Regions from separate parts of the Homo sapiens genome. Here region 2 is linked to region 1. A link is a contact called in ENCODE Hi-C or POLR2A ChIA-PET data. All regions are on one chromosome and are shown on one strand. Each heading gives the region's core, a stretch centred on a gene start or an enhancer-like site at or near the end of the contact. The rest is flanking DNA. Distances are from core to core; before and after follow the strand shown.

Region 1 (6,706 bases), core at 2,244-4,743:
TGCCCAGTATTCTATTATTGCTTTGCTTCCTTTTGACTTAAGTAGAAGTTCCTGATTTCGTTACACTCAAGGACTGGAAATTTTTCTTTATAGAGTTAGTATGGCCTTCTTCGTGTTTGCAGATAGAAAACTATGAATAAATGTAGTAAAGAAAGATATTTATTTATTTATTTGAGATGGAGTCTCACTCTGTTGCCCAGGCTGGAGTGCAGTGGCGCAATCTCCACTCACTGCAACCTCTGCCTCCCAGGTTCAAGCAAGTCTCCTGCCTCAGCCTCCTGAGTAGCTGGGATTACAGGAGTCCACCACCATGCTCGGCTAATTTTTGTATTTTTAGTAGAGACAGGGTTTCACCCTGTTGGTCAGGCTGGCCTCAAACTCCTGACTTCATGATCCACCCACCTCAGCTTCCCAAGGTGCTGGGATTACAGGCTTGGGCCATCACACCTGGCAGAAAGATTATTTATTTATTTATTTGAGATGGAGTCTCCCTCTGTTGCTGAGGCTGGGGTGCAGTGGTACGATCTTGGCTCACTGCAACCTCTGCCTCCAGGGTTCAAGTGATTCTCGTGCCTCAGTCTCCCGAGTAGCTGGGACTACAGGTACCTGCCACCAGGCCCAGCTAATTTTTGTATTTTTAGTAGAGACAGGGTTTCACCATGTTGGCCAGGCTAGTCTCAAACTCCTGACCTCAAGTGATCTGCTTGCCTCGGCCTCCCAAAGTGCTGGGATTACAGGCGTGAGCCACTGCGCCTGGCCAGAAAGCAGATTTTTAAATTTGAGGTAAAGAAAGCTTAAACTTAAAAAGTTAATCAAATGCAATGGAAGCAAATAGACCTTCACCATTCTGATTTCCCATCACCAGAATGACCGATACATGGGGACTGTTGGTTCATCAATTATTTTGATTTATAAAGTTATAATATATAAGCCATATAAAAATTTCCAGTGAAGAAAAAAATGGAAAAAAGTAAAATGCTTTTGACTAAATCTAAAATGTACCTACTATGTGCTCAAATTTGTGTTTCATTAAATCATAGTTTGATGATTTAGAAGGCACTCTAAATCATCATATGTGATCAGGCACTGTATTGTAATTGTACTGTAGGATTTTCTACTTTAGGATCGTTGGGAGTGTTTGTTAATAGAGTCTGTTAGAATTCTAAACAAGAATCAGAGGTGATGTAATCTGACTTTCTTACCCTGCTAAATGGCAACCACTAGTACAGCTGTCTTGGTAACAGTGGGGGATTCATTAGGACCTTCTTCAGATACCACAGATATCAAGATCTGCAGATGCTCAAGTCTCTGATATAAAATGATATAGTATTGGCATAAAACCTATGCATATCCCCCCTCTATACTTTAAATAATCTCTAGATTACTTACAATATCTGACGCTACGTAAACAGTTGTTATATCACATTGTTTAGGGAATAAGGACAAGAAAAAAATGTCTGTACATGTTCTATACAGACACGATTTTTTTCTGAGTATTTTCAATCTGCAGTTGGTTGAAATATGGAACCCATGGATATGGAGGGCTGACTGTAATTCATCCTACTAAGAGGTGGAGTCTTCTACTGAAGAACAGAAAAGAAATCTGTAACAGCAAAAAACAAAGCCAAGACTATCAAAACTAAATGCCACAGAAGTTCCACATTTTGTGTTGCATTTAAAAATACAAAGACCGGCCGGGTGCAGTGGCTCACGCCTGTAATCCTAGCACTTTGGGAAGCCGAGGCGGGCGGACTTCCTAAGCTCAAGAGTTCGAGACCAGCCTGGGCAACACGGTGAAACCCCGTCTCTACTAAAATACAAAAAACAGCCGGGTTTGGCGGCGTTCGCCTGCAGTCCCAGCTACTCGGGAGGCTGAGGCAGGAGAATTGCTTGAACCCGGGAGGCAGAGGTTGCAGTGAGCCGAGATCGCGCCACTGCACTCCAGCCTGGGCGACAGAGCAAGACTACGTCTCCAAACAGCAACAACAAAAACACAAAAGACCAATACGTTAGAATCTTAACTAGCTTTCAAAGAAAAAACTTACTCCTGTTAACACCAAACAGATTTGCTCCCATCTATAAAACACAGTGCCACTGTGCTCAAGAGGAAGATGTCAGAGACTTAGGCCTAACTCGGCAAGTCTTCCCAGAGTAGCTAGTCCTCTAAAATGATGCTTTAATAGGCTTAACGGAAACAATCTCATTTACAGTGAGGCTTCCAAATGGTGAACACGGTAAAGAGCAAATCAGCAACATTAAGTGCACATTTGTTTGTGGGAAGGCATTAGGAAAGAGGTTTTTCTAAGTACAGTAATTCTAAAAATGTGTTTTCTTAGGGAACAATAGTAATATTTAGACTAATTGCAAATGTTAATATGTGCAATATAATTTCAGTCTCCATCCTACATATACATTTTTTTTTACCACCAGTACTCAAAATGTTTATTTGTACTTCTCAATTCCTATCAATGATTTCTAATGCTGGTGTATGAAAAGCATGCTTGAAATTGTTTGAAATAAAGGACTTAGGGACAGAGTGGAATGCTGGAAATCTGTAAAAGGACTGGAAACGCTGGAATGCTGGAAATCATGGTAGGCGCATAGCCAGTTATTTTCGTAGGCTTCTCTATCTCTAATTACTCAGCAGAGGTGGTTTTATTTTCCTTGACAGTCTGCTCTAGGAAGCAATCAGCCAACCAGTTTGCAATTGTAGGGTTTGTAAGAAATGAAAAACACTGCACCTGCAAGTGTTTTAGCATCTACCACTATTCGGCTTACTTACGTAACCTCCTTCCCAAGACCAAGTCAGTAGGATTGTTTTTAAAGCAACCTCTCCATTTCTAGGAGGGGCACAAAAGCTAGCAAATACCCCAACCCGAATACAAGCGAGGTTGTGGAGAAAGTAATGAAGGAGTTTGTGTGCAAACAGCGGGGAAAGGAGGTTCTGTTGAATTGTACCGTGTGTCCGTTCTCGTGCTGTACAGGCAATGAGTGTAGTCTGTGCGAACCGGGTGTGTGACGTTTGCTTTTCGGGTGTACGGGTCTCCGAATGCTGCTTCTGCTGTGCTCACCAAGGGAGCGCGTGTGCGGCGTGTGTCTGCGAAGCGGGCAGGTTGTGTTTAGTTGTGCTGTGCCTTGGAACAGTCCGTGTGAACAGAGGAGGGCTTACGGTTAACAGACAAAATACCGTAAGCGCCCTTCCTAGAGCCAGGCACAGAGACAACGGCGGCCTCTGGCGCCGGCACAAGGGACAGCGTGGCCCGGATCTCAGAGCCTGGGTCACTCCTCCTCCCCTCCAGCGACACAGCACTCCCCCAACCCTTCCGCCCACCTCCGCCGAGCCTCGGCTGCACTCACCTCTCTCCAGCCGCACGGGTTCCCCTAGCGCCGCCATCTTCTCCCTTAACCTACAGACCCACAGGAAATGACGACAGAAGGGCTGAGGTGGGGGGGCGGGGCCTAGGGGAAGCCGGAAAAGTGAGTACCGGCTAGTATCGCGAGATCAGGAAGGTGGCCGAGTGTGTCGCCGCGGCCATCAGGGTAAGGGTACCTGGACTTGCGGCTTTTTAGGTCGGCCTGGCTCCGCTCCTTCCGCGGTGACGAGGTCCCCCGGCCTCCTAGGGTTGGGAAGAGCTGCTTTCCTGACTCTCGTTCCCTGCCTCAGGCTTCCCTTATCCCAATCGCTTCGAACCCTTGGCTCAGCGTAGAGGAGTCAAGCCTGGATTCTAGTCCCACCTTGCCCATTAGCAGCTCTGTGACCTGGGACTGTTCACTTACCCTCTCTCAGCCTCAGTTTCCGCATCTGTACAACGAGAGGTCCTATCTCTTAGGTCCTTACAATTTTTAAACTCTGGGATTCGGTGGCAATTAAATGTGTAATGACATGTTGTCAGTTCTCAATTTGTGACAGCATTGCTTTAAATTTAAAAATCCACGGCTTGAATCTTCCCTCCAAATCTGTTAAGGGGTGGAAAGTACAAAGAGCATGAAACATATCTGGGTGAGGGAGAGAACAAGGTGCTTTGGTGCACCACAAAGTAACAATTTTATAAGCAGCTGATTCTTATAAAATCTTAAGTAAATGAAATATTGTGAAGCAAATAATATTCTTAATGCATTACAGATTTTTGAGCCACTTCTGAAATTTTCGCGAACCAAGAAGAATTTTAGTACTTGGATTTGACTAACATTTATCCAAGCCCTTAGTCTGTACTGATACTGTGGTAGGTGTGTTTACATCCAGCATTTCAACACTTCATGATGGGACTGTTTTAATAACCTGTTTGCCCCTGGTCCACCCTTTCCATTCACCTTTAGTATTTTCTTCTCCAAATCCATCATGGATGCCACCACTATGCTCCTTTTTCTCCCCTTGAATTCTGATTTCATCATCACAAGTTCTGTTCAGAAACTTTCAATGGTTTCTCTCCTGTTTCCTATTTCTAAAGCCTTGCATACTCTGACCCTAACTCATCCAACTAACTTCATTTCTCATTACCACTAAGTGCAACCACCACTTCAGTCCAGATAGTATAGTTTCAACCATATTTATTCCTGATTCCAAGTCTTTTTGTTTGTTTTAGAGACAGAGTTTCTCTCTGTTGTCCAGACTGGAGTGCAGTGGTGCAATCACAGCTCAAGAGAGCCTCCTGTCTCAGTCTTGCCAGTAGCGAGGACTACAGGCAAGCACCACCATGCCTGGCAAATTTTTAAATTTTTAGTAGAGATGGGGGTCTTGCTATGTTGCCCAGGCTGGTCTCAAACTCCTGAGCTCAAGCAGTCCTCCTGCTTTGGCCTCCCGAAGTGCTGGGATTACAGGCGTGGGCCACTGTGCCAGGCTCCAAATCTTCATTTGTGTTGTTCTTGTGTGGAATGCCCTTCTTCATCCCTTCCTAGTCTCCAAACTTTGTACACACTCAGTTGAACCCATTTCGTGGGTCCCTGCTGAAGGCATGCCACTTCTACCAAGCCTTTTCTCCATATTATTCCCCTTTTTTGTCCTCTGATGGCCTAAATACGTTGCAGTAACACTCAGGTGCTTATCTCTTACTCGTTGTCATTTTTTTTTGCTGCAAATGTGTTCAAGAAATGTTTATTAAACACCTAATATATACCAGGTGCCTTGATAGGAATACCAGGTAGAGCAAGACAAATGCAAACATTGCCCTTATTTCTTCAAATATTTTTTCTTTCCATTCTCTTGCTCCTCTCCTTTGGTGTGACTATTGGAGTCATGTGCATGTACATAATATACATGTATATTGAACTAACTGGCATTGTCTCACAGCTCAGTGACGCTCTGTTCATTTTTTTTTCAAGATTTTCTTTATGTTTCCTTTTGGATAATTGCTATGTTTTCATATTCATTAATCTTTTTTCAATATCTAATATTGAAATCCTGTCCAGTTCATTCTTCATATAAAACATTGTAGTTGTTGCCTCTACCAGTTTGATTTGGGTGTGGGTGTGTGTCTTACATCTTTTATGTCTTAACATGCTCAACTTTTCTGCAGCTTCTTAAACACATAGACTACAATTATAATGACAGTTTTAATATCCTTGTCTACTAATTCTATGATCTATGCTATTTCTGGCATAGTTTCTATTGATTGATTTTTCTCTTCATTACAGTTCATAATTTCCTGCTTCTTGCATGCCTGGAAATTTTTTTTTTTTTAACAAGATGCTAGACTTTGTAAAATTTACTTACTTGAAAAACAATTTTGTTCTTTTGGGTTTTGATTTTTTTTAGGTGGAACCAATTCAGTCATTTATGTAGGGTTAATTGTATCCCACTACTAAGACAGTACCCTTCAAAGTTCCTTACCCCATACCCAAAGTGAATTATGTGGTTTTTCTACTTTGGTAGGAACGGGAACTATTCTTAGGAACTGAGTTTGTGGACTTTTTTTTTGCTCTTTTCCTTTCCCTGTCTGGTAATTTATTTCTTCTTCTTTCTTCCTTCTCCTTCTTCTTCTTCTTTCTTCTTCTTCTTCAGATGGAGTCTTGCTCTGTCACCCAGGCTGGAATGCAGTGACGCAGTCTCGGCTCACTGCAGCCTCTGCCTCCTGGGTTCAAGTGATTCTCATGCGTCAGCCACCCGAGTAGCTAGGTTTACAGGCACCTGCCACCGCACCCTGCTAATTTTTGTATTTTTCGTAGAGATGGGATTTCACCATGTTTGGCTAGCTGGCCTCAAACTCTTGTCCTCAAGTGATTCACCCACCTTGATTTCCCAAAGTGCTGGATTACAGGCGTGAGCCGCCACACCCGGGTGGATGTTTAACACATGTAATCATCATAAAATTTCAGAATCCTAGGAATAGATAGAAGATCCTAGAAGTTTCCAGAGAGGATAAAAAATTATATTCTAAGGATTGGAAATCAGAACAAGATTGTACTTCTCCTCAGCAGCACTGGAAGCTAAGACACAGAGAGCAACTAAATTTTTAGAAAAAATTATTTGCAAACTAGAATTCTATATCCAACTGTATTAGGTTTCTAGGGCTGCCATAACAAGATACAACAAACTGGGTGACTTAAAACAATAGATAGTCACTGTCTCACACTTCTGGAGGCGAGAAATCAGAAGCCAAGATGTCATGTGCTCTCTGAAAGTGTAGAGGATTCCTTCCTTGTCTCTTCCTAGCTTTCTGGTAGTTTGCTGGCAGGCTTTGGTGTTCCTTGGTCTGCAACTGTATTACTT
Region 2 (6,706 bases), core at 2,210-4,709, 4.6 Mb after region 1:
TTTCTCCTCTGGCAAGAAGTAGATGCCAGCTGTGTTACTTTCTGCTTGCAGAGGAAAGAAAAATCGGGCTGCCCCCTTCCACTCTTTGCTTCTTCTTTTTCTCGTCTCCTTTTCTTCCTTTCCTCCACAAACATTTATTGTGCACCTACTACATTCCAAGCATGTGGTGGGCATGGAAGAGACAGCAGTGAACAAGCTAGGTGGTAAAGATCTCTGCCCACATATAGCCTTCGTCTAGACAGGAAGCAATCACTGGATGCGATTATGATGCATTGTGATGAACGCAATGCTGGGAAAAGCACAGGGATTCTGCAGGATCTAGCAGGGGCCTGACTTGGTCTAGGAAGTCCAGGCAGACCTTCTAAGAAGGGACAGCTAAGCTGAGACAGGACGAGCATGTAGGAGCTATCCCAGTGAACAGTAGGGGGAAGAGTCTTCCTGGAAGAGAAATGCGTGTGAGGGCCCAGAGGCCAGAGAGAGACTGTGGCACATCCCAGAGATAACAGAAGTCCCAGATGGCTTCTGTACATATTGCCTAGAAAAAACGTTGAGATCCTTCCCAGGAGCCAGGCTGGGAAGGATCTGTTAAAGAATTTGGATTTTATCCTGGGGCAATGGGAAGTCAATAAATGGGTTGTATGCATGGGAGAGCAAGATCCAGTTTAGTAAAATGGTCTGTTTAGTAAACTAAATGATTATGTTTAGTAAAAAGATCTGTGGCTTCAAATTGAACAGTGGGTTACAATAGAAACAGCAATATCTGCAGGGAGAGCAGTTAGGCCTCTACCACAGTCCTGGCAAAGACAATGGTGGCTTGGACTAGAAGAGATGGAAAAAACTGGATGGATTCAGGCGAGATTTTACAGAAGGTCTGGGGATACACTAGAGTGAAGGAGAGGAAGGAGCCCAGGATGACTTCCGGTCTCAGGCATCTTGCTGATGATTTCATTGGTGGAGGGGAGGCTTGGGGTGAAGATGAGGAGGGAGTCAAGTTGAAGTGAACTTTTGGCTGGGCACAGTGGCTTTGAGCAGAGGGCCAAGCACTTTGGGCAGATGGCTTGAGCCCAGGAGTTCGAGACCAGCCTGGGCAACATGACGAGATCTGTCTCTACAAAAAAAAAACAACCAGAAATTAGCTGGGTAGTCCCAGTTACTTGGGAGGCTGAGGTGGGAGGATCAATTGAGCCTGGGAGGTCAAGGAGGCAGTGAGCTGTGATTGTGCCACTGGACTCCAGCCTAGGTGATACAGAGAGACCCTGTCTCAAAAAAAAAAAAAAAAAATGAAGTGACATTTTGAAGAGGCTGAGCTGGGTGCCTGTGAGATTCTAAGAAGAGGTGAGCATCAGGAATAATAATGTCACTAACTCACATTTATTTAGCCCTGTACTATATGTACTACAGGCCAGGCCTTCCTTTAAGCACACAAACTGGATGATCTCACCAGGAGGTAATTGGATAGATGGGCCTGAAGATCAGAAGAGAGGTTTGGGCTGGAGACGGGAGTTGAGAGACTGAATTAGGTCTAAACTCAGGGTCCGGACAGGCAATGTAAAGAGTTGAAGCTGGCTGGGTGTGACCCAGTTGTTGTGGTGGGCCTGTGGTGCACTGGCCAGCAAATACCAGTCTGACACCAGACACCAGACAGATTCAGACTTTAAAAAATACTGGGCAGAGTGAATAAAACTCAGTGTGGCCTGCCCTGTGGGCCTTGTGGTTTGCCTTGTGAGCCTCCAGTTTGTGACTTCTGAGATAGATGGCCATCAAACCATGAGGGAGAAAGACACTGCCCAGGAGAGAAGATAGGAGGGGATGATGAACTTGAGGCCAGAGTTTCAGCCTTCTACACAGAAAATTGGCTCTGAATATAAGTTCCCAGTGGGTTTCCTGGGATATAACAAGTGACTGATAAAGTGTCTGATTCTGATGCTGCCTAATTGTCATAGGAAGCGAATTCTTATCTTCATGCTTTCTTATCCCTGATTTAGTGTACGCTAGAATAAGGGAATGTTAGGGTTGAAAGACAGATGCCTTGGGGATCATCTGGGACAGGGGCTTTCTACACTGACATGGATCAGAATCTCCTAGGGAAACAGGCAAACCTACAGATCCCAGCATCATCCTCCCAGGCCTTCAGAATCAACCCACATGGAGGGGTCCAGGCATCCTTATTTTTACAACCTCCCCAGGTGATTCTGATGTACACACATGAGCATAAGACATTCTTGTCTAGCGCTACCCCCTCAGATAGGGAAACAGCTTAGAGAGATGAAATCAGTTGCTCACAGTCACACAGCCAGAAAGGGGCAGGATTGGGGCCCACCATAGTGATTCACATCTATAATCCCAGCACTTTGGGAGGCCGAGGTGGGAGAGTAGCTTGAGCCCAGGAGTTTGAGACCAGCCTGAGCAACAGGGCGAGACCCCATCTCTACAAAAAAAATTTAAAAATTAGCCTAGCATGTGCCTGTAGTCCCAGCTACTCAGGAGGCTGAAGCAGGAGGATCACTTGAGCCCACGAGTTGAAGGTTGCAGTAAGCTATGATCACCCCACTGAGCTCTAGCCAGGGTGACTGAGCAAGACTCTATCGAAGGAAGGAAAGAAGGAAGGAAGGAAAGAAGGAAGGAAGGAAGGCAGAAAGGAAGGAAGGAAGGAAGGAAGGAAGGAAGGAAGGAAGGAAGGAAGGAAGGAAGAAAGAAAGGAAGGAAGGAAAGGAGGGAGGGAGGGAGGGAAAGAAGAGAGAGAGAAAAAGAAAAAGAGAAAGAAAAAGAGAGAAAGACAGGTGAGGTCTACGCTCTGGATCTCCTGCCAGCCCCTTCAGCTGGGTTCATTAACCTTCCCACCCCCAGACTCAACCCCAGCCCAAACTTGAGGACCAATGAGTCTCCGAGGCAACCATGGCTCAGAATCAGACCAGCAGTGCCCATGATCCCAGCCTGACTTTGTATCTAGCTCCAACAATGGGACTTGGTCTTATCTTCTCCCCTTTCCCCAAGTTCCCGCCTCCTTCCTTGCATCCATAACTAGGTTCTGCCTGGACCCCTGAGCTGAAGCCCTGCTTTGGTGCCTTCTGAAGCCCTGGGTCCCTCTGGAGCAGGAAGTGTGCACATGAGGGACCCAGTGCTCCTGGGTCTGTGTGAGGACACAGTCCTGCCTCCTCCTGAGGTCAGGAGAGAAAGTGCCTGTCAGGTTGTAGGAAGCCAGTGGGCAGATGGCACAGGTATGCCTTTCAGAGGGGTGAGGCTATTTTTGTCACTCACTATAAATAGCATAGAAAGGGCCATGGCTTGTGGTCAGTTACCTGGAATATCAGGGCAGGATTCTGGCAGGAAGTCCACTCCCACACTCCCCTCAAATCAGAATAAACACGGGCTTGGCCACATGAACCTGAGACTGTGCAGAGTCCTCAAGGAGCATCGCACGGGCAGCTGAAGGGCAATTCAGGCCTTGGGACCCCACACAAAGAAGCCTCTGACTGTGTGGTGGTAGCAGATTATGTGGTTACAAGGATAAATACCCACATTAAGAAATAGAGGCTGGGTATGGTGGCTCATGCCTGTAATCCCAGCGCTTTGAGAGGCTGAGGTGGGAGGATCACTTGAGCCCAGGAGTTCAAGGCTGCAGTGAGTCATGATTGTGTCACTGCACTCAAGCCTGGATGACACAATGAAACATTGTCTCTAAAAAAAGTTCTTTAAAGAAAAAAAATAAAAAGAAATAGAAAATACCTTAAATGGGAACACGTATAAATTTAAAAGATTAAGATGAAACTAGCACTTAAGAATGTACTCTGTGTATCTTTATGAAAATAATTTATCTTCAATCAAGCCTATTTTAATATTGTCATCACAGAATTATTCAGGTATATAGGGCCCAGGAAGACTAATAGAAATAAATGACATACCAACCATTTCTATTACTGTCATCATGCAGTACAGAATACTGTCTAAAAGCTTAATTAAGGTCATTAGATCTGAATTTGATTCATGGCCCTGCTGCTGTGTGATCTCAATAAGTCACTCAATGTCCCAGAGCCTCAGTTTTTCTTATCTCTTTTTTTTTTCCTTTTTTCTTTTCTTTTTTCTTTTCTTTTTTGAGACGGAGTTTTGCTCTTTTGCCCAGGCTGGAGTAAAGTTGCGCAATCTCAGCTCACTCTAACCTCCACCCCTTGGGTTCAAGCGATTCTCCTGCCTGAGCCTCCCAAGTAGCTGGGATTACAGGTGCCTGCCACCACGCCTGGCTAATCTTTGTATTTTTAGTAGAGATGAGGTTTCGCCATGTTGGCCAGGCTGGTCTTGAACTCCTGACCTCAGGTGATCCACCTGCCTTAGCCTCCCAAAGTGCTAGGATTACAAGCTTGAGCCACCGTGCTCGGCCAGTTTTTCTTATCTGTAAAATGGAAATAATAACACAGACTTGATTGGATTTTTGTGGCAATGAAATAAGACAATGCATATTTTTTATGTCCTGGCTAATTTCTGGACCCTAAAGATTTTTGTGGTTATTGTTGTCGTTTGCTTGTTTTTCAAAATTTGCAAATGGTTTTGGTCTCTATGGGTGGAGACCTACATTTACCTTTGGGCCAGACTTTTCCCTTATTTAAGAAGACTGCTTATATCAGGACCCTGGTAACCACCTAGGGTGTGGATAGTGGTGATTGTCAATGAAGGCCACTGTGTTATTCCTTCAGGTGGTGTCCAGTGTCACAGACATCAAAACCAGGGAGCCGGGCAAGAGGGAAAGACCCAGAGGGATGAGAGGTGGCAACTGTTACACTGTAGAAACCTCCAGGAAAAGCTGAGGGATGCTTCAAAGGGGAGAGAGGACCTGTTCAGCCATTGAGCCAGAGGAAGATTAAGCCAATGAAATTTGCATAGTAAATATTATAGAACGTAACTAATTTTTACTGCATTGTCATAACAGGAATTTACTCAAGAGGTACAACAGAAATCTTGCTTGGTCTCTTGGTGGCAATGATTCAAGCATAATCAATTAGTGGAGCTAAGATCTCCTCAACTCCTCAACAGAAACTGGTAAATCAATCTAGACTTCGACTTAAATTTTACCATTTTAACTGATGTAGTTTGGATGTCTGTCCCCTCCAAATATCACGCTGAAATGTGACCCCCAAAGTTGGAGACTGGGCTTAATGGGAGGTGTCTGGGTCATGAGGCGGATCCCTCATGAATTTCCCACAGTAATGAGTGAGTTCTCAGTCTATTAGTTCACACGAAAGCTGGTTGTTTAAAGAGCCTGGCACCTCTTGCTCTATCTTCTTGCTCCCTCTCTTGCCATGTGATGCCTGCTTCCCCTTCACCTTCCACCATGAATGAAAGTTTCCTGAGATCCTCACCAGAAGCAGATGCTGGCACCATGCTTCTTGTACAGCCTGCAAAACCATGAGCCAAATAAACCTCTTTTATTTAAAAAATTACCCAGTCTCAGGTATTCCTTTAGAGCAATGCAAAATGGACTAATACATTAACATTATCCTTGGGTTTGGTGCTGGTGATACCACCATGATAAAAGGTTCTCTTCTCTTGACCCTACACTAATCAAAGAGAGACAATATTGAATACTCCATCACAAATTAAATGTGAGTGTTCTGCAGGAAGTTTATATACATTTGGCTCTCCGTATCTGCCATTTCTGCATCTTCAGATTCAACCAACTTCAAATAGAATATATCCAGGAAAAAAAAAAGAAGAAAAAAATTAAAATAATAAAAATTTTTAAAAACAGTATAATTATTTTTGTAGCATTTACATTATATTAGGTATGATAAGTAACCTAGGGATGATTTAAAATACACACGAGGATCTGCATAGGTTATATGCAAATACTGTGGCATTTTATATCAGGCACTTGAGCGCCCTTGGATTTTGGTGTCCACAGGGCATCCTGGAACCAATCCGCTGCTGAAACTGAGGGACAACTGTATATGGTTGTATGAAATGCAATAACAAAAGAGCCTAACCTAGACAGAGGTAGGTGGGAGCAAAGAGCTTCTGAGAAACCGAAACCAGTGAGGCCCTGTGGCTAGACCACAGGACTGGAAGGGAGCAAGATAGCAGATGAGGCAGGAGCAGGTGGCTGGGCCAAATCACATAGGAACTGGATTTTATCCTAAGACAGCGGGAAGCTATTCTGTTCTGGGGAGGGAGTGGCATGACCATCTTTTTATTTCAAGATCAGCACTCTAGGAAATGGATTAGTGAAGTCATATGTAGGGGCAGAGACACCTGTTAGGAGACTATTGAAATATTGAGAACTGAGCTGAGTGGCAACAATGGAAATGAAAGTTGTGGCTTCCAGAGATATTCAGGGAAGGGCTTAAAGGACAGATACCTGGACCTTTCCTGGCTTACTGGCTTCCAGCTCTCACCAAGGTCAGTATTTGGTAGCAATGGCACCTATAGCAAAACCAGGTGCCTCCACCAACTCCTTCCAGGCTTTGAGGTTATTGATGAAACTTAGGGTTCTTCACCATAAAGAAACACCATACTCCCTGGGTAGATTTCTGCCTCAGTTACCTATTATTCTGCATGGCTATACCTGTGAACTGGTCCCATTTTCTATTTACGTATAACTTTAGGTCTAGGTTTTTCAAGTACTTCCAAACCTAGAGGAGATGACCCCATAGATAAATAAATTTATTTGAAACATATAAACTGTTTTGCTTCCAAAAATATTGGAGGTAAGACAAAA

What was found. Hi-C counts contacts between places; a loop is a spot of excess contacts on that map. ChIA-PET counts read pairs that join two places held with the same protein, here RNA polymerase II (POLR2A).
Region 2: a loop to region 1 is called in a map of posterior vena cava, with 28 times the contacts of the local background. The contact joins the enhancer-like site here to the promoter of BDNF-AS in region 1. A Hi-C loop is called at or near these places in 1 of 168 maps with a recorded cell type or tissue (posterior vena cava). POLR2A ChIA-PET finds 5 or more read pairs at or near these places in 1 of 52 experiments (GM12878).

Annotation. Positions count from the first base shown.
Region 1 is chr11:27,503,359-27,510,064 of GRCh38, forward strand. It overlaps BDNF-AS (BDNF antisense RNA), which reads left to right and starts at 3,494. Exons shown (of 7, transcript NR_033315.1): 1 at 3,494-3,540. It overlaps LIN7C (lin-7 cell polarity scaffold C), which reads right to left and starts at 3,411. Exons shown (of 5, transcript NM_018362.4): 1 at 3,358-3,411. The coding sequence starts at 3,394. RefSeq lists enhancers at 2,972-4,171, 3,328-3,457, 3,528-3,817.
Region 2 is chr11:32,115,197-32,121,902 of GRCh38, forward strand. It overlaps the pseudogene THEM7P. Among named protein-coding and RNA genes, the nearest start is that of SNORA88, 25 kb to the right of the region's middle. Within about 2 kb of position 3,460, at least 4 of the 41 ENCODE cell types and tissues checked have a DNase peak (open chromatin) inside an H3K27ac peak, as active enhancers do.